Regions from separate parts of the Mus musculus genome. Here region 2 is linked to region 1. Evidence: chromatin loops called from intact Hi-C (ENCODE). Cell type or tissue: heart. All regions are shown on one strand. Each heading gives the region's core, and the rest is flanking DNA. Links, peaks and the distances in the headings are about the cores only. Region 1 holds the start of Gm39999 (a long non-coding RNA gene). Region 2 has its middle 52 kb from the start of Gm34542.

Evidence for each region. A loop is a pair of places that touch in the nucleus more often than their neighbours do. Peaks named below come from ENCODE experiments on the same cell type or tissue, not always from the same donor. Only the 100,000 strongest peaks of a DNase experiment are listed, where the experiment ranks them.
Region 2: it touches region 1 in a loop (1.9-fold over the local background); 8 of 42 quality-filtered maps call a loop at or near these places.

Annotation. Positions count from the first base shown.
Region 1 is chr2:170,337,456-170,346,990 of GRCm38, reverse strand. Gm39999 (a long non-coding RNA gene) reads left to right here and starts at 9,408. Exons shown (of 3, transcript XR_867041.1): 1 at 9,408-9,444. It also overlaps a transcript of Bcas1 not described here. In heart, for the core only: a CTCF peak has its summit at 3,647 (motif pointing right); a DNase peak (open chromatin) is centred at 3,630; H3K27ac peaks cover 604 bases.
Region 2 is chr2:170,262,076-170,271,610 of GRCm38, reverse strand. No RefSeq gene overlaps it. Among named protein-coding and RNA genes, the nearest start is that of Gm34542, 52 kb to the left of the region's middle. In heart, for the core only: a CTCF peak has its summit at 5,064 (motif pointing right); no DNase peak of the experiment used is centred there; H3K4me3 peaks cover 1,388 bases; H3K27ac peaks cover 1,316 bases.

The DNA.
Region 1 (9,535 bases), core at 2,592-5,091:
AGAAAAGCTTTTGATTCTAAACTTCAAGTGCAGCTCGCTGACAACGCTCTCTACAAGGGCTGCGTCTTTGTAAGCAGCTGGAAGACAGTGTACACTATGAATGCCCACACACGTGTCCAGATATACTCTCACACACGACTCTGTGTTCGTGAACATTCATACTGCAAACTCATATAGGCAGGAATACATTGGTGTGCACATATGATCAGTTCACAGCCTCTGCCCTAGCAAACCAGGTTTGACCTCCAGTCTTTCATAAGCCAATTAAAAGAGCCAAATTAATATTAAAAAACAGATTCTTCCATGTGGCCACACTGGGAAGAGGGAGAAAGATTCAAGAGTCTCTCCTGCCTCCCACAGGCTGCCTTCAAGGTCCTTCAAGTCGAAAACAGGACTGCATAGCCAAGCAGTTCAGCCCAGGGGCGGTTCCCTGCTCACCTCTACCTCAGCTCCAAGTCTCTCCTAGGAGCAGTGATGCTCTCTCCAGTAAACTCCTCCTCCAGCCCTCTCCTCCCTCCCTCTCCATCCCCCACCCCCACCCCAGGGCTTCAGCCTTTTCCTTCTCCTCCTGGGGTCTCCTGGGGAAATTTTAACTTTCTGAGATTGGTTGTTTCCATAGTCTATAGTCAAAGAGGATCGCGGGTGTCCCTTTAGAATATATTCATTCTTGCCAGACTAGCAAATTTGCACACACACACACACACACACACACTGGCAGGTTTTACACACACATGCACGCTCATGCACACACACACACACACACACACACACACACACGCACGCAGAACATGAGACTGTCTCACAGGGGTCAGAAATAAACATTGCCATCTATCTTGTCCTAGCGTGAATGAGAGCACAGGAACCACACCTAGGACAGAACAGACTGGAAAACTGGTAAATGTATCCAGAGAGCAGCCATGTCTGTGAGGCCCCCAGATATGGAGGAAGTAAGGCAGTGTGGCCTGGGGCCTGGGGCCTGCCAGCACACTGACTGGATTCTGGGTTTCAAATACAGATCAGCAGTGGTTTCCTTTAAGCTAAACTTGTTTCCTGGATCCTCAGGACCTGATTTGGAAATCACTGTCTGTTCCTTGCCGGGTTCAGAGTCCCGTACCATGCTAGAAGGTTTTGCTGGAAAGATTGGGGTAGGGTGCTAAAAGCACCTTGGGAAAACTGGAAGAGGGGGAGAAGTGGCCACACTACCCAGTCCTTCTGAGTTGACACCAATGAGACCAGCCAGCTGTCAGTTCCTTTGTCTGCAGATCCCTGGGGGTGACGCCTGCTGTGACCTTTTGCCAGCCTCTGGGCTAGCTCAGCCTGTAGAGGAAGTTGGCCAGTTTCACCTTACAGGGCACCGGCGCCTCAGGCTGAGATGAGAGACATTAACAGGCAGGATTGGGAGGCGCAGAAGCAGTGGGGAGTGACTGACTCTGGCCACCAGGCAATAGCAACCTCCAGTTTCTAAATTGGGATGGGAGAGGGGTTGTCTGAGAGAAGCTCAGCAAAGCCCCTCCCGGGTGTTTATTCCTGGTCCCTCCCTTCTCCTAGGCTGAAGAAGAGGGCACTCTTAATGAAATTGTGGTTTGCTTTTGTTTTTATGAAGGCCAGGAAATTTAAGCCACAAACTCAGTGATTTATTGCTGGGACCGTAAACCCAGCTGTAGTTTAAGAAGCAAGTTTTGTGCTTCCTGTGAAGGTTGCGTTTTCCGTTGCAATCCTTTCTCTGATGCAGAGTTCACTAACTGCCCCAGCAAGGCACTCCCTAAATCGCACAGAAAGTTCACAGGACAAAGAGGGGGCAAGAAACTGAGAGCTCGGCCCACAGAGCCCAACCAAGCTCTGGCAGGTGGAGTGAGGAGTGAGAAGCAAACCTGACAGGCACCGAAACAACCCAGAATCCTAGCCCCAAAGAAAAACCAAGTAAAGACGTGCGTGCGGGAGGAGAGGGACAAAGGTGCCCGTTGTCACCATGAGTCGGTTAATGATTCGCTGATTTGTTTGTAGGTGCTCAGGGAAGTGTCTCCTCTCTCTTGCCAAGAAGACGTGCCTTTCCCAAGGATGGAGCTAGTGAGATGAGATGCCCGGCATTGTGCGTGCAAGTTACACACACACACATGCAAGTGCACACACACACACACACACACACACACACACACACACACGTGCATGCATGTTCTCAGTGATGCCTCCCAGTTCCTGCTGACAGAAATTGTTTGCCTAATATCCATAAAAGAGTTCACTCAAAGGAGCAGTTGTTCCCAGCAGCCCGAGGCCACTCTTGGATTCATCCTGGGGAGGGGGGCGGGGGGGGGGGAAGGAGCCACAAACCTAAAGAGCTGCCAAAAAATAGGAGGGGAAAAAGAAAGCCAGAGAGAGACTGTTTTGTTTGTAGCTCATTAAACACAGGTCTCTCTCTCTCTCTCTCTCTCTCTCTCTCTGTTTCTCTCTGTTTCTGTTTCTCCCTCCCTCCCCCTCTTCTCTCTCTCTCTCTCTCTCTCTCTCTCTCAATCCCTACCCCCCAAGCACCATGCAAACAGTCAAACAATCCAGATATAGTCCAGACACACACACACACCCAGAGCAGTGGGGGTCTCATTAGATTTTAAAAGTCCAGAACGTACCCCTCTGGCTCCCCCCAAAGTCCCAGAAGAAGGCTAGGTGTCCACATCCAGGACTTGCAGGTGTGGTCTCTTCTGTCCCAGAGCCCCAGCCAGGTCCTGGAGCAATAAACTGGAGCTTAGGGTGTAGCTCAGAGCTACAGTACTGGCCCAGCACAAACGGGGCCTTGTGTTCCATTTCCAGCGGTACAAGGGTGGAGGGGCAGCAGCGTGGTAATGAACACAAATGGAAGAGAAAATCCTTCCCTGTCCTGCTTGTGAGGAAGGAGAGGGAAAGGGCAGCAGTTACCCACTTTCCCACGGTGCAAACCCCAAGATTAGGGCTGGGTTGCTGACGGGGCTCAGCTTCAACCACTCTCGGCGTTCTCTTTAGAGCCCTTAAGTAAGCAGTTTGGCACAGTGTGCAGAGTCGGGTTTGTCCCTGGTCAGGACTGTGTTTACTCTGTGGATTGTGGAGCAGCGTGGGCCCCTGAAAGACTGCCTGTTAGCAACAAGGGGGGAAAGGACAGCAAGCAACGTCCAGACATTGATTCTTCAGTCTGTAGTGGAGGCAGAGACACTGGGCCAGGGGTCGATTCTCCAGAGGTTAGACTGTTTTTTTGTTTTTTTTTTTGGCTTCTGTGTAGCCACCCATAAAGCTACCTCCCGCTCCTCTGCACCCTGGGGCCTCTCACTTGCCAGGCGGAAGCCAACCACATGATTTAACAGAAACCAGGATACAGGTCACGCTGCCTGACAGGATCGCACACACAGCCTTCTTGATGCGTTTATCTAAGTTTCAGCTGTGTGCCCTCTCCCCTTCCCCCCTCCATTCCCCCCCTTCGTCCCCCACCTCCCTGCGCGGACTTTAAGTGTTTCCTTACATCTTCTTAGGAGCTGATTGGCAGGGACCCTGTGTGCATTTGTTTCAGATTTCCAAATAGGTGCTTCCTGACAAAATGGCCCCAGCTGGCAACTATTGCCTTTGAAGGAGCTCATGTCTTGGGAGTGACACCATCATTCAAACGCCTTTTACGTAATCCGACCACATGGGGGCGCCCAGGAACTGGGTTCCGCAGACTGACCAAGCTGCTTCCGACTATATTGCCTACCCAGGAAATTGAACCAAGAGTCTGTCTGTTGACTAACTTCCAGAATACTGTCAGGTTTCACTAAGAAAACGGGAAGAGTTGAGAGAAACCGGGCAGGTCAGTTGCTATCTATGATCCCCACAGCCCTTCAAACAAGGAGGAGCCAGGTGAGATTTCTGGTCCTTTCTGTCCCACCTTGCAAGAAGCTTTTGGGAGAATGTGTGGTTGCCAAGCATTCGAGCAACCTTTGACTGCTTCTATAATTTCCCACAACCTGCGCCCCCCCTACACACACACACACACACACACACACACACACGTGCACGTGCACGCGAGTACGCATGTTATCGGTCGGGTGAATTAGCATCTCTGCTTCCTACTGTAATAAGGAGATAGCGATAGTGGGCTTGCAGTGATCACCATTAACAGTGCAGTGGGTCTCACACAATCAGTACTCAGTAAAATAGCAGCCATTCCTGCACAGGAAAGCCGGAGTCTAAGAAACAGAAGCCCCCTATTCCCATGAACAACTAATACTAGCCAAAAGGGTATTTATTTATCTGACGCATGGTGTTTGCGACAGCCTTGGCTTTGGTTCTCAGAGATTGTTCTGACTTGACAATGAAATGCATCCTTACATATAACAGGTGTTGTGCCACAGCCTGGCTCTGGTCCCGAAAGGCTTTGCTCTGCCTTGTTCTATGGGTTAACTTTGGACTACAACTAGTGACAGGTGATAAGTGCCCTTCTAGGCAAGGGGATTATGGGATTATTAGAATCAGTTTCACCTGACTGTTTGAGTGAACTCGGCCTTGAGAAGGCAGCTACGATGACTACAGCAGCTGACAGGAATGCCCAAACCAACCACGCCTATGAAGTTTCTGCTAACAGGACCCGTGTGAGCCAAGGCTCAGCCACCACAGCACCGTCGTTAGGCGCTGGGCTTCTCTAGGTCACTGCCTCTCTGTGCTTCATAGACACTGTCCGGTGGTCTAGCATGGGCCTAGCAGGTGCTCAGTGAATGCCATTTGAGCTGCTAGATTGATGGGCCCACTAGGCCTGAGAGTGGGTGAGCATATGCGCCGGTGAGCTTCGCTCCGCTCCAAATGTTTGATCATGCTAATCACATCTATGTACCAGGTGGCCAGCTCAGGGGCTCTCGGTCGTTTGTCCTGAACCAGCAGATGCCGCACTGACAGAGAAGCTTAATAGGGATACAGGGCCCTCACACTCTAATCCAGACACTCTGACCTAAAGTCCCCAGAGCGGGACCCAGCCACCGGTGTCCCTAAGGAGCCTCCAGGCAGTTCCAATGTAGGAGAAATTCGGAAAACCCCTGAGAGACCACACCACGAAGCACCCACTGGGTGTGTGGTCTGAGAATGAAGATACCAGGAGCTAGCATGGACCCTCACTAGAAGTCAGGTGCTGTGCAGTCAATACTTTGTTTACTCCCCCATTTTACAGATTAAAAATAACTGAGCCCAAAGAGAGTAACAACGGTGTTGACCCAGGCTGAAACCCAACCAAAACCATTACTTTTATGTTTCAGAGACAGAGTCTCAAGTATACTGGGCTGGCTTTGAACTCATTACGTAGCCAAGGATGAGCTTAGACTTCCGATCTTCCTGGCTCTGCCTCCTGAGTGTAGGGATTACAAGCATGTGTCATTGTAGCTAGTTCATGTGGTACTGAAGATCAAACCTGAGATCTTGTGCATGGCAGGAAAGCCCTCTGCTACAGCCCCAGCCAGGCCAACATCTGCTCTTAAAAGCCTACAGGAGATGCAGGAAGGAATGAGAAAAGTCGTGAGGACCGTGTGAGGATGTGACATTGTGGGACTGAGAGAAAGCACGGCTCCAGGCCGCTTGAGTGGAGGGTGGCCTTCACAGAGGGAACAGTTGAGCTCATCCAAGAAGAATGAAGAAGGCTTGGCCAAGGGTTCCCAGAGGAACAGGGAGTGCCGAAGTATAGAATCCTCCCAGAGTGGACGGTAAGTAGTTCAATATGGCTGGCTGGGTAGCGTGCCTTGGAGGCCAGAGGCCAGGAGACAGCATAGAACTGATCTTCCAGGATGTGAAGGAGTCCGCTGTAAGAATCTGAAGCTGTCTATAAGCTGGCAGTACAGTTTCTGTGGCAGAAAACATCTCAGCGTGAGGACGACTCTGATCCCCAACAGACACCCACAAACTCTCTCCTCTCTCTCTCTCTCTCCCTCTCTCCCTCTCTCTCTCCCTCTCTCTCCCCTTCTCCCTACAGGTAGCCATAGAAGGTGACATAATTAATCTGGCATTTTGGTTTCAAGTAAGGTCTAATAAAACACAATTTGGGCAATATCTGCCAAGTGGCTGATTATCCATCAGATATTAATCACAAAATACAGCACGTTCTTTTTAAGCTTAAGTAACAACTATAAGAAATAGCCACTGGATATTTCTGGAGAGATGGCTTGGTAGTTTGGAGCACATACTGTTCTTATAGAAGATACAAGTCATGTTTTTAGCACCCACACAGGGCAGATCACCACTGCCTGTAAGTCCAGCTTGAGAGAATCCAGAGTCTTTCTGTCCTCTGGGGACACTGTACTCATGTGCACATATAAACCCATATACAAACACATGAACATAATTTTAAAAAAATCTTTGTATATAAAACAGATATACCCACTTAGATAAAACCTTTCAACGAATTTAACCATTAAAAAAGATACCTACCAGGCTGGAGAGATGGCTCAGGGGTTAAGAGCAATGACTGCTCTTCCAAAGGTCCTGAGTTCAATTCCCAGCAACCACATGGTGGCTCACAACCAGCTGTAATAGGATCTGATGCATTCTACTGGTGTGTCTGAAGACAGCTACAATGTACTCATATAAGTAAAATAAATAAATCCTTTAAAAAAAAAGATACCTACCAAAACATTCATTTATTTTTTTATTGTTTGTTTTTGTTTACTGTTTATTTGCAGAGACAGCCCTGGCTGTCCAGGAACTCACTCTGTAGCAGGAAGGTTTGCTCTGTTGCTATGTATTATAATGCTAAATTCTTTACCAGAGATCTAGGCCTGTGACTGAATTCTGTTCACATGCTTTTATTATGCAAACCTTGTTCCTTAATTTAAAATTATTGGTTAAAATAAAATTGACTACAGCCAATGTCTGGAGAGATTAGAGGTAGGTGGGTTTTGAGTTACCTGGTTGGGATGGAGAAGAGAAACCAAGAGGAGGAGAAGGAAAAAGGGGGTGGGGGAAGGAGGGAGAGGAGGAGGAGAAAGAAAAGGAGGAAGGAGAGGAGGGAGAGAAAGAGGAGGAGAACGTGGAGGAGTAGAAAGAAGAGGGAGGAGGAGGAGGGAGAGGAGGAGGGGAGGAAGCTGTCGTGAGGGGAGACTGACCATGAGCATATATGGTCAGGGTAACAGCAAGTATCTGGGGCACACCTCGGGGGAGGTACCAGGCCAGCAGTTAGAAAAGGAGGTTAGTGGTTACCCCTCCCACGCCCGAGTAATTGTCAAAGCCAAATAAAATAACCACAGTCTGAGTCTCATCTATTTGTAGATAGTCAGTGATAAGCTCAAGTTGGTCCTACTGCAACGCAGACCAGGCTGGTCTCAAACTCACAGAGACCCACCTGCCTCTGCCGCCTCAGTGCCAGGATTAAAGGCGTGTGCCAACACCACCCGGCAAAACATTCATCTCTAAGTGCCAGTGTTGGTTGCAATCCATCAGCCATCTACCCAGTTGATCCATAGTCCTGAGAGCTTGAACGAGTTGGAGACTGTTATGGTTTGTTTATGCTCGGCCCAGGGAGTGGCAGTATTTGAAGGTGTGGTCCTATTGAAGTGGGTGTGGCCCTGTGGGTGTGGTCTTTAAGACCCTCATCCTAGCTGCCTGGAAGTCAATATTCTGCTAGCAGCCTTCAGATGAAGATGTAGAACTCTCACCTCCTCCTGTACTATGCCTGTCTGGATGCTGCCATATTCCCACCTTGAGGATAATGGACTGAACCTCCTTGTACGAGTTGCCTTGGTCATGGTGTCTGTTCACAGCAGTAAAACCCTAAGTCAGAGACCTTCATTCTTCTGCTGAGCTCTTCTGTTGAGTGGGAATGATAACAGCTGAGAAGCAGAGAGGACGGGAAGCCACCTGGGACATGAAGGCTCAGTGGACTGAAAGTTATCAAAGCCCAGCAAACATTATCACCGGCATGTGGCCTGGGGAGAGTGAGGGTGTTCTCTGTGAAGTCACTCAGTTTTGGGGATCCCTTGTCTCATTCTGTCCTTTTTCTGGCTCCTTTGAGGGGGTGGGAAAGCTCCTGGTGTGCATCCTATTCTCAAGTGTATGTGTTTTTCTGGGGAGAAGAAATCCATCCGCCTTTCACTATCCTTGGTTGCAACAATAGGAAGTTTCCGTGGCAACGGATTCTCATCTCTTGAGCCCCCTCAGAATTCCCAGGAAGTACTAATGGCTTCCCACCTCAGAAGTCCCTCACTCTGTCCTCCTTTTCTTGCTGGCCTTCTGCAGAGGCCATCAGGAGTTGGTCAACCCACCTTCGGGGTGTTCTGGAGCTCTCAGAGATTTTGTCCCCAGAGCCAACTCTCACCAATGAGAGCAGAAATGGCATATAAACCTCACATCTCTCTATGGGGCAACTCTGAGGTGTCCTATCCATCTCCCTTCAGGGTTCTTAGTGGCACCTACAGTAGTGAGTATTCCAGGCCACACGCTCATCACTTGCTGTGATGACTATTCTTGGTTGTCAACTTGACTATATCTGGAATGGACTACAGTCCGGAAATGGAGGGCATACCTGTGATTAGATCTTCAGGTAGGAAGACATTCCTTTAGTCAGGACTATGCCATCTGCTGGAAGTCTCTAGAAGGACGCAGAAGAAGGAAGCTTCTGCTCTTTGCCTGCTTGCCCTCCCCTTGCCAGCACATCCATTCCTTCGCCTGCATTGGAACCTACTTCTCTGGGATCCCAGCATATAATGAAGACCCAGCCTTGTGGACTGAATAGCTACTAGATTCTTGGACTTTCTATTCACAGCCAGTCATTGTTGGGTTAGTTGGACTGAAGCCTGTAAATCATTCCAATAAATTCATGTGTGTGTGTGTGTGTGTGTGTGTGTGTGTGTGTAGTGAAGATTCTGGAATTTTGATTTCTTTAATAAAAATTTAAAAAAAAAACACCAAAAATGTATGTTTTCATTTTAATCCCGGGTCAGGGATATGGGGCTGCTTTGCAGCAGTTGACTACACTTTGCCTTCTGCTCGTCCAGGGGTATGGTTTTGCTAGCTGTAGCTAGTTTCTGAGACTGTGTGACGTTTGGAATTCTGGGGATCTTTCAGATGGTGTATAATAAACGCTAGGGCCCTCCCTGAGAGGCAGGGTAGAATGTTGTTGGTTGGTGTTAGTCACAGTTGGTCAAGGTTTGTAAGGAGTCATTCGAGAAAAACAAACAGCAAGAAGAAATTAGATATCCTGACGATGAAGCTCAAACTCCCACCAAGGAACCTGAAGCTCCTGATCAGCAGGCAAGTAGTCCAGTGATAACGTTGTCCCCTTTCAGACCCCTGACTTTATTCAGGGATCTCTTTCTGTTGCAGGATTTTCCCTGTCCAATCATATTAGGGCAGTGGGAGGCCTGTGATTGAACAGGGAAAGGGAGGTGGAGCTAAGACTTACAGGGACAGAGAGCATCTCAGGGGAGCAGGGAGAGAGAGGAAACTGAATGGAGGCCGATGTGATGTTATCAAAAGGTTAGAATAATTGGGATAAAGCTTTATTATTATCAATTGGCTCTGAAATTATTTTATTGGCATCTTGTAAATTGTGATATATAAATCTGCT
Region 2 (9,535 bases), core at 3,760-6,259, 77 kb after region 1:
ATACCATATTTGGGCTCATGGGTACATCTTCCTTAGCAAGCTGATATTTTAGCACATATTGTATTTTTATTGCCCAATAAAATAAGGTTCTAGATTTTATAAACAAGTAAATAAAAGTACATGTGTTGGGGCTGGTGAGATGGCTCAGCAGGGTAAGAGCACTGACTGCTCTTCCGAAGGTCCTGAGTTCAAATCCCAGCAACCACATGGTGGCTCATAACCACCCGTAGTGAGATCTGATGCCCTCTTCTGGTGTGTCTGAAGACAGCTACAGTGTACTTCTTTATAATAAATAAATGTTTTTTAAAAAGTACATGTGTTAAGAGAATCCGTGTACTATAGAAAAGTGGCGCTCAGAACTTGGAGAGAACTGGTCGGGATCTGGAAGTGTGTCTAAGGAACCTTTCTGGGAAACTAATATTTGAGAAATCAGTAATAGATAACGGTATTATCAGTTCCAATAGATAATAGATAAATCTTGCTTTCTAGAACAGTTCATGGTCAGCGTTCTCCACGCTACCATCAGTAGCATCGGGTAGAGAAACCACATGCTGTAAATAGGGGCTGAAGAGATGGCCCAATAATTAAGAGCACTTGCTGGTCTTCCAGAGGGACTCAAATCACGCTCCCAGCACCCACACCAAAAGGCTGACAATCAACTGTAACCTCAACTCCAGGACTCCAAAGACTTCTGCACTTATGCGCACACAGACACAGACACATAAATGAAAGTGAATCTTTTATTATGTGGTGGGAATATCTATGAGATTCCTCTAGACTTAGAAGCCGGGACTAGTTTGTTCCTGTAAATGACCCAGAGAATAATTTTTCTGAAGCACAAGTATAAAGACTGAACAAATAGATTTTCCTTCCTCTGTAGCTATCAGCAGCCACAGGGTGTGTTTTTATTTAATTCTGATAAAATAAATCCCTACCTCTGATGACAACAGAGATAGGGCACAATCAACACTCTGTGTCCATCGAGGTCATATCCAACATCATCGTACTTCCTGTATCTACAGAATAAGCACACAGTCATGGAAATTCTGTTTATATAGTGTCTCGATCCTCTTTAAATCCCCTCCATAGGAGTGTGACTACTACCGGCTTGGGGAATTTGAGCTCCTCTGCGAGGTACACTGTAAGAACTTAAACCCTGATTAGACAGAAATGAAAGTAAACACAGGGTGAAGCCATGGGGCCTGTTGAAACTGTAAAAAGCCCTTGAACTTTGATCGTGCCTAGTGCACCCCATCTGAGAGCTGTTTATTAGAATAGCCTGTCACTTACAGGTGCCACGGGCCCCCTACCTTCCAGCAAGCTTGACAATGAACTCTGGGTTCATTTGGTATTGGAACAGTGAGATTTTGTGCAGGGCTCAAAGGCTGTATTTTAGTGGGTTCAAATCCAATAAAATAAATCCTTGGAACGTTTTTTCACCGAGAACCCTGGTCATGGCAAAGATCACATGTGCTGACACCACACCCCACACACCGAGCCTTGATACAGAGCAGGCAAACCGACTGCTAAGAATCAAGACTGTTCCTACCACTGAGAAAATATTCCTCTGTTTTCTTAATTCCCAGATTTGTGGTTTTATGGGAGCCGAAGCACTTAGCTCCAGTCCCCAGTCTGTTTTCCTTTTCTACTCCGCACAAAAGAAGGTCAAAGAACATTTGCTTTCTTGTTGTTTTTTGCTTAGATATTGTGTGTATGAGTATGAACAATGGTCCTGTGGGTTCATACACATATGTGTGCCCACGCACATGTGTGTGTACATAAGTGTTCAGAAGTCAGAGGACATCAAAAACTATCCACCTTGGATTTTTGTTTGTTTTGTTTTAAGATGTATAGCTGAGTGCGGTGGTGAACTCCTTTTAGACCCAGCAGTTAAGAAGCAGGTGGATCTGTACATGAGTTCAAGGCCAGCCTGGTCTGCAAAGTGAGTTCTAGGACAGCCACAGCTACATACACAGAGGAACCCTGTCTCAAATCACTTTTAAATTTTTTTCTTTTTATTATTTTCTTAATTACCAGTCTGTGCTTATGAGTGGTTGTGTCCACACATATGTAGGCACTCATGACAGCCAGACCTCCGGGAGGTGGAGTAACATGTGGTTTCCTCACATTTGTGCTGGGAACCAAACTCGGGTCCCCTACAAGAGCAGCTAAAGGCTTTTAATGACTGAGTCACACACCTTGTTATGGTTTGGGGAAAAGGACTGATTGTTTATTGGTTGGTTGGTTAGTTGGTTGGTTCTTTTTGTTTTTAGACAAAGTCTTTCCGTGTAGTCCCGACTGTCCTGGAAATCACTGCATAGCCCAGGCTGGCCTCCATCTCTCGGAGATCCACCTGCCTCTGCCTCCCAAGTGCTGGGATTAAAGGCGTGTGCCACCACTGCCCAGCCCAAAGCTCCTAAGCAGGCTGGATAGCTGGTACAGCAAGCCCTTGGGATCCTCCTTGCCTCTGGTACCTCAGCTCTGGGATTATAGACGTAGGTCACCATGCCTGGCATTGTACATGCATTCTCAGGAATCAAACTCAGGGCTTTATATCTGTGCATCAAGCAGTTTGCCAACTGAGCCGTCTCCCCAGCCCCTGCTGAATTTCCTTGTTTCCAGCTTTTCCCTAGTGACTCAAAAATAAAAGAGTAGCCATTGGCTTCCTGGTCAGTCTGTGAGCGGTGACTCACTTAGATGAAGTATTTTGGGAGACATTATCTATGGGAATCGGGAGAAATCTGTTCCAGTCACTTGTATGTTAAGCTTTAAAAATGGGGTGTGGTCAGAGTTCTCGGGGAACCTTGAAGAACCATTTGAGTTATTATTCCCAGGCCCGTGCTTATAAAGGTCAAAGCTTGCAATAACCAATCCTGCTCACTATGTGTGGTCAATATATGTGATCTGAAAACACACTGGGAGAAGCGCTGTGATTCTACCCACCGGCTCCACCCCAGTGCACACACTCTAATCTATCTCCCCTCTTGACACACGTGTCTCCAAAAGTCTCCAAATGTAAGATCTGTTCTCTACTCAGAACAAAACCAGTAAACAAAACCCCAATGGACTCAGCAACCAACTTGCAACCTCCTAGGCTATGCCAGTATTTTGTCCAGAAGGAAGGAAGTCCTTGTAGCCCAAGAGAAAGAGATGGGAGATTCTCTGGCAAGTCAGCAGGCAGAAGGTTGATATCGGCTGCTGGCTTTTGTAATTTCCAACTGTAGAAACCGGCAGGCAGTCGGGGCAGATCTCCCGGGTCCTATTAGGTATAAGAGTGTTATTTCCACTCCAAAACCAGGCTGCCTCTGGGTGAGTGGGTGGACACGGGAATGTTGGCCCCTCCCTGACAACAGAAAGGATTCCGCTGGGATCCTGTTCCCAGACTGTAAACACTGAAGCGCCTCTCCAAACACATAATAAAAATCAAGACCCTGCCCCCATTCTTTTTTTTCCTGTGCTATGCATGATTCAAATTTAAATCCTGATAAATATCAGCGTGGAGCCTCCAACTTCATAAACACTGGAATTTTCCAGAATGCACACAAAAGCTTCTGGTGAGAAGATAGCATCCTGGGAGACGTTTTTACAACTTCTACAGTGTATGTGTTCCCTGTCGCAATTTTTTTTTTTGTGTGTTGTTGTTTTGTTTTGAGACAGGGTCTCCTGTAGCCCTGGCTGGCCTTGGACTTACTAGAAAGCTGGGGGTGGACTTGAACTTCTGATCCTCCTGCTTCTGCCTCCCAAACGCTGGCAGGACAGTGGAGCCCACTACTCCTACAAGGTTCTGTTGACTGAGCTCAGGGCCTCCGCCTGCTAGGTGAGCATTCTAACAGCTGACTCCCAGCCCCTGCAACAAGGTTCAGAAGTAAAACAACTAAAACTAAAAACCTCCTAAGGGGCAATGACAATAACTAATGTCACCTCCCTGCCCCCCCCCCAAAAAAAGCCTGTCTCTACAAGTAGAAAGAACAAACTTGGTATCTCTAAGTGCAAACAGCAAGGAGAAGCTTAATAAATTACAAATCTAATCAGAATCAAAGCACATTTACTCCTAGAGGCAAAAGCAGAAATTTTCCCTCAACTGCCTTACATCAAAAAGGCCAATTTTCTCCTGCTCACTTAGGAAGGAACCCGTCCTGGAAGTCTCTCTTCAGACAGGAGTCATTAAGCCGCTGCCTCTGACACCGGATTAGGTCATTTGTTTCTGGACTGCTTTTCCGCCCTTCGCTTACAACTGGGCTCCACAATTTGTTCCAACGTTTTCTGGCTTTTCCGATGTGTTCAGACAAAGACCAGGAGCTTAAATCTCCCCGATTTAACTGGTTGGAGTGTTAGCAAGAGGGAACGGAGTCACAGAATTGAGACTATATTCGGTGCGTTTCATTGGGACATAATTTCTGTCTCCACGAGGGAACAGTTGTGTTGGTTCTAGGAACCACTGAACTGTAAATAAGCCCTACCTTACCCCTCTGTTTTTTCAACACCGGGAACGCAAGAGATTGGCAATAAACCAGGTGAGCAAAACTTACCTCTCAGAACGATCTAAAAAAATGAAAAAGGATCCCTTTTACCATAACATTGCTCTCTCTGTGTTAGCCAACAAATGAAAAGGAAGCGGGGAGGACGAGGAGGAGGGGGAGGGGGAGAGAAGTAAGGCTTTGATTCTAAAAGAAATCACTCAAGTGTGCCTCTTAGTCAAATAATTGAAGAACGAGCTTAAATAACACCCCAACTCCCTGGCATTTTGGAGTCTCACATACATCATTAATTGGTCTGGCATCATTAATCGTCTTTAAGATTGGCGACAACCAGGACGGAAGAGATCAAATAACCGAAGACAGATCACGCACCTAGCGCAAGGTGTGGCCAAACCGGTCTTGGCGTTCCTTTCTGTTTACAATACGCCTCGGGAAGTGGGCTTCTCAGTTCCTCCGGATCTGGGACTGTATCCATAGACAACTCACAGGCTTACAAATAAATATGTCTGGGTTGGTTTTTTTCTCTCTCAAGATTTATTTATTTTTATTTTATGTGTATGAGTGTCTGCCTAAATGGCTGTACATCATGTGGTGCAGTGCCTTGGGAGGCCAGAAGAGGGCGTCAGATCCTCTGGAACTAAAATTACATGGGTAGTCAGGAGGGGCAGTGTGGGTAGGGTATTGGGATCAGAAGTTGAGTCCTCTCCAGGAGCAGCCAGTGCTCTTAACCACTGAGCCATCTTTCTAGCCCCATTTTTTAAAATATTTATTTATTTATTTATTTATTTATTTATTTATTTATTTATTTAATGTATGTAAGTACACTGCCGATCTCTTCAGACACACCAGAAGAGGGCATCAGATCTCATTACAGATGGTTGTGAGCCACCATGTGGTTGCTGGAAATTGAACTCAGGACCTCTGGAAGAGCAGTCAGTGCTCTTAACCGCTGAGCCATCTCTCCAGATGTTACCCATTTTTATGAATTCCCTTCTAGAATTATTTTGAAGGAACTGTAAACGGCCTCAATGACTTTCAGTCACGGCTGAGGTTAGCAGTAAGGCTGTGTACACCCCTCGGGACATTAACAGTGTAGGAGCCATTGGCTTACCAGTCTCCATTCCCATGGGAAACTACTTCCTAAATTTGAGAGCTAGATATGAACTCCGGACCTTCGGAAGAGCAGTCGGGTGCTCTTACCCACTGAACCATCTCACCAGCCCTGATGGGACTTTTAAAGAGGTGGTCATGGTTAAGAGGTCTTCAAGTTGCTGGGGGCGTGTCCAAGGCTGGCAACAGAGCCAGCCAACCACAGACTGGAATCTCTGAAACTAAATGAGCCCAAGCAAACCTTTCTGCTTTATAAAGCCATTGTCTCCAGTATTTGTAATAGTAACAGAAAGCTGACCAGTGAGTTTTTTCCTGTGTGATGCTGACAGATCTCGCACACACTAGGTTAGTAACCTAGCACTGAGCTACAACTCAAGTGTAGAGCGCTTCTACATTCTTACTCCATCTGTGGCGCTGGAGGGGTCACTTCCTCCCGCAAGGGGCATTTGGAAACATCCAGAGACCTTTTAATCTGTTATGAGGAGAGAGGGGGGTTGTTCTACCTTCTCTCCTTCACGGGGCCACACTCAACCTCACCAAAGTGTTCTGCCTCCCAGAACAGCCATGCCTAGGGTGATCCTGTGAATGCCTTAGGAGAAAGTTAGGTGATCCTGTGGGGCTGGCCCTCCTTTGACCTTTGAACCAAGATGACTCCTGCATGTCCCCCAGCTTGGCCAGCAAGAGTCTCTTCCCCAGGACTCTACTAGAGATGCTTAGGAAAGATGTCAGTTTCTCTGAGATCAATGGTTGCCCAGACTGGCAAAGGTAAGGGAGAAGCAAGAGAAATTAAAAGGCCCAGGGTCAGGGAAACACAGGACTCTTTGTTGGTGTTTTTATTTCATTTTTGATTGACATGTAAGTACAGTTACTTATGAGCCATGATGTGATGTTCCCACAAGGGTGAATCAGGCCCCAAGTCCTAGGCTTTTGAGACAAGTGTGCCTGTAAATCCCATCTCTGGAGGAAGATTTGTCTTATGGGTTTTATATAAGCTGATCTGAACTGGCCTTCTGCAGTTTTTCAAGCAAGGGTCTTGACTAGTGCAGAAACTAATCAGTGAATATTGCTCTTATGAGAATGCTAAGGCCGGTGAGACGGCTTGGCAAGCAAAAGCACTCACTGCTGAGCTGGGGAACTAAGTTCAGTTCCCAGCAGCAGAAGAAGACAACCCACCAAGTTGCTCTCAGAGTTCCACACTCATACCATAGCAAGCATACACACACACACATACACACACACACATACCCCACAGCATGCACACACACACCACATCGTGCACACACACATCCTACATACCACACACACACACACACACACACACACATGTACGTACACACACACACACACATACACACACATGAATAAATGAATGTAATGAGTTGTAGTGTAGCTCATTGATAAAAATGAAAAACACTAAGGCTAGACATGACGTAGCTAGTTCAGCAGTCAAGAGCACCAGCTGCTCTTCTGGTAGACAAGAGGTTCCATTCCCAGTGCCCACATAGCAACTCACAACCATCTGCAATTCCTGTCCCAGGGGCTCCCACATCCTCTTCTGGTCTCTGGGACATAAAGAACATATCTGGCACATAGACATACATGAAGACAAAACAGACATGCCTATCAAAAAACAAACTAAAGTTAAATAAATATATTTTTAAGCAGCAGAAGGGAGGAAGGAAGGAAGGAAGGAAGGAAGGAAGGAAGGAAGGAAGGAAGGAAGGAAGGGAGGGAGGGAGGGAGGGAGGGAGAGAGAAGAAAGAAAGAAAGAAAGAAAGAAAGAAAGAAAGAAAGAAAGAAAGAGAAATAGGAAGAGAGAAAGAAAGGAAGGAAGAAGAAAGAAAGAGAGAAAGAAAGAAAGAGAGAGAGAGAGAGAGAAGGAAAGGAAGAAAGAAAGATAGAAAGGAAGAGAGGAAGGAAGGAAGGAAGGAAGGAAGGAAGGAAGGAAGGAAGGAAGGAAGGATTATATAGGTGCCTCAGTGTTTTCCAAAGGAATAGAGGCTGTAGCCATCAGCTACTGGTCGCTACTATGACCTACATAAAAAGCCAGGCCACTGCTCTTTTGTAATCCCAGCACTCAGGATCCTTGGAGCTCACTGGCAGCCAGCCTGGCTGCGTTGATAACCAACAGTATCATGAATCCCATTTTACTGATGGGCTCAGCGGCCCAGCTGCTGGTCACACATGTTTCTCCTATGTGTTCTTCAGGGGAGGTCTGGTGTGCGTGGGGGGAGGGGGAGTGCCTCTGTGCAGATGGAGGTCAGAGAAAGATGTCAAGTGTTTTTTCCTTGATCTGTCCTCAGGGGCCGGAGTCCCTTCTGCAGGGCCTCTCCTGAACCTGGAGCATGTTTGTCCACTAGGCTTGTGACTGCAAGACCCAGTGATCCTGTCTCTGTCCTCCTCCTCCAGTGCCAGGGTTTAGGTCCACACCTGGCTTTTTCACATGGGTGCAGAGGTTCACATCTCAGGTCCATTTGCATACGAGAAGTCTAAGCAGGCTCCACAGCCCTGTGTCATGAATACTTTTTAAATTTTTTATGTATTTATTCACTTAAGACAAGTCCTTCCTATGTATCTCACGTTAACCTGAAACTCTCAATAGAGACCAGACTGGCCTTGAACTCACAGAAGATCTCCTCCCTCTGCCTCCTGAGCACTGGAGCTCCTGTCTCCAGCTATTTCCAGGTGTACTCGTGCCAACATGTGCACTGTGGCCTGTGGGTTCCCACAGCATCTACACGTCCACTAAAATTGAAAGAAACCCAGAAGGGGCTTGCTGGGCTAATAGAACCAGCTTTGAATCCCCCACCTCCACCCTACCCCAGGTCTGCTATGTGACCTTAGATCATTATTGAGTCTCTGAGTCTATTTCTCAAGCTGTAAAATGTGTGTGAAGAACAGACCTTAAGGTCTCCCTAGGAGGACTGTTGGCATCAGGTGCAAAGACCCTAGCATGGAGACTTAACTCACAAATATTATCTATTGCTTTTAGTCTCCAGAAAAAAAAAATTTCCAAGAAAGTCCGGTAAGAGGCACTTTAAAACTGTAAGTGTTTATAGCCACGAATAGCGGTGGGGGGGGGGGGGGGGGGAGAGGGCACCTGGAAGCAGGGCCAGTGCCTGACAGCTCCAACCAGAATGACTATACTGGTGGCCAGAGTGTGGGGGAGATTTCCATACTGGTTGGCTAACCGCTACTTCTTAAGCCCACCAAACCTTCTCAGGCCACCCAGGCTGCCTGGGCCCCTCCGTGGAACTATCTGGAGCCTTCCAGGACAGAGCAGATGCAGAGGACCCCTGCTGGTTTCTGAGCCACCCCCCCACCCCCCACCCCCCACCCCCCTTCTACCCTGCTCATCTCTCCTCACCAACAAGAGAACTGCCTTTGTCTATCTGCATGGTTTTGCTTTTGGTTTGTTTTTAATGTTTTGTTTTATGGCTCAAATTTGGAAGCCCTCTGCACGCTGCACAATAGGAGACTAGTTGAATAAATTATGGGTGTTCTTCCTGTGGACTAGCACAGAGCCTTATAAAGAATGAAGTCAACCCAAGATGTCAGCTTGAAAGCCAGCCAGAGTGTATCATTCCACAACCAAGAGTCACCAAAGCATATATGTGCTATAATCACATCTGTGTAGAAGCTAATCAAACAGACACTTATGGGTGAATGAATATATCTATATAAAACAAGATCACATACATAGCTTTCAACCTATGTCATGCATTATTGTTCAGAAAAACTAAACATTAGTAACAGAAAAACTATCTAAGTAAACTGTAGATGGGGTATTTCTACCATTCTATTTGGAGTCATTAGCCATTGTGACTTCCTGTACTAGAAGTTTGGTCCTCAGGGGGTAACAGAAGAAAGCTGTTAGGTTTTGGACCCCGGGAACATGGGACTAAGGTGCATATATTACATACCAAAGCAGACCTGCCCTCCAGGTT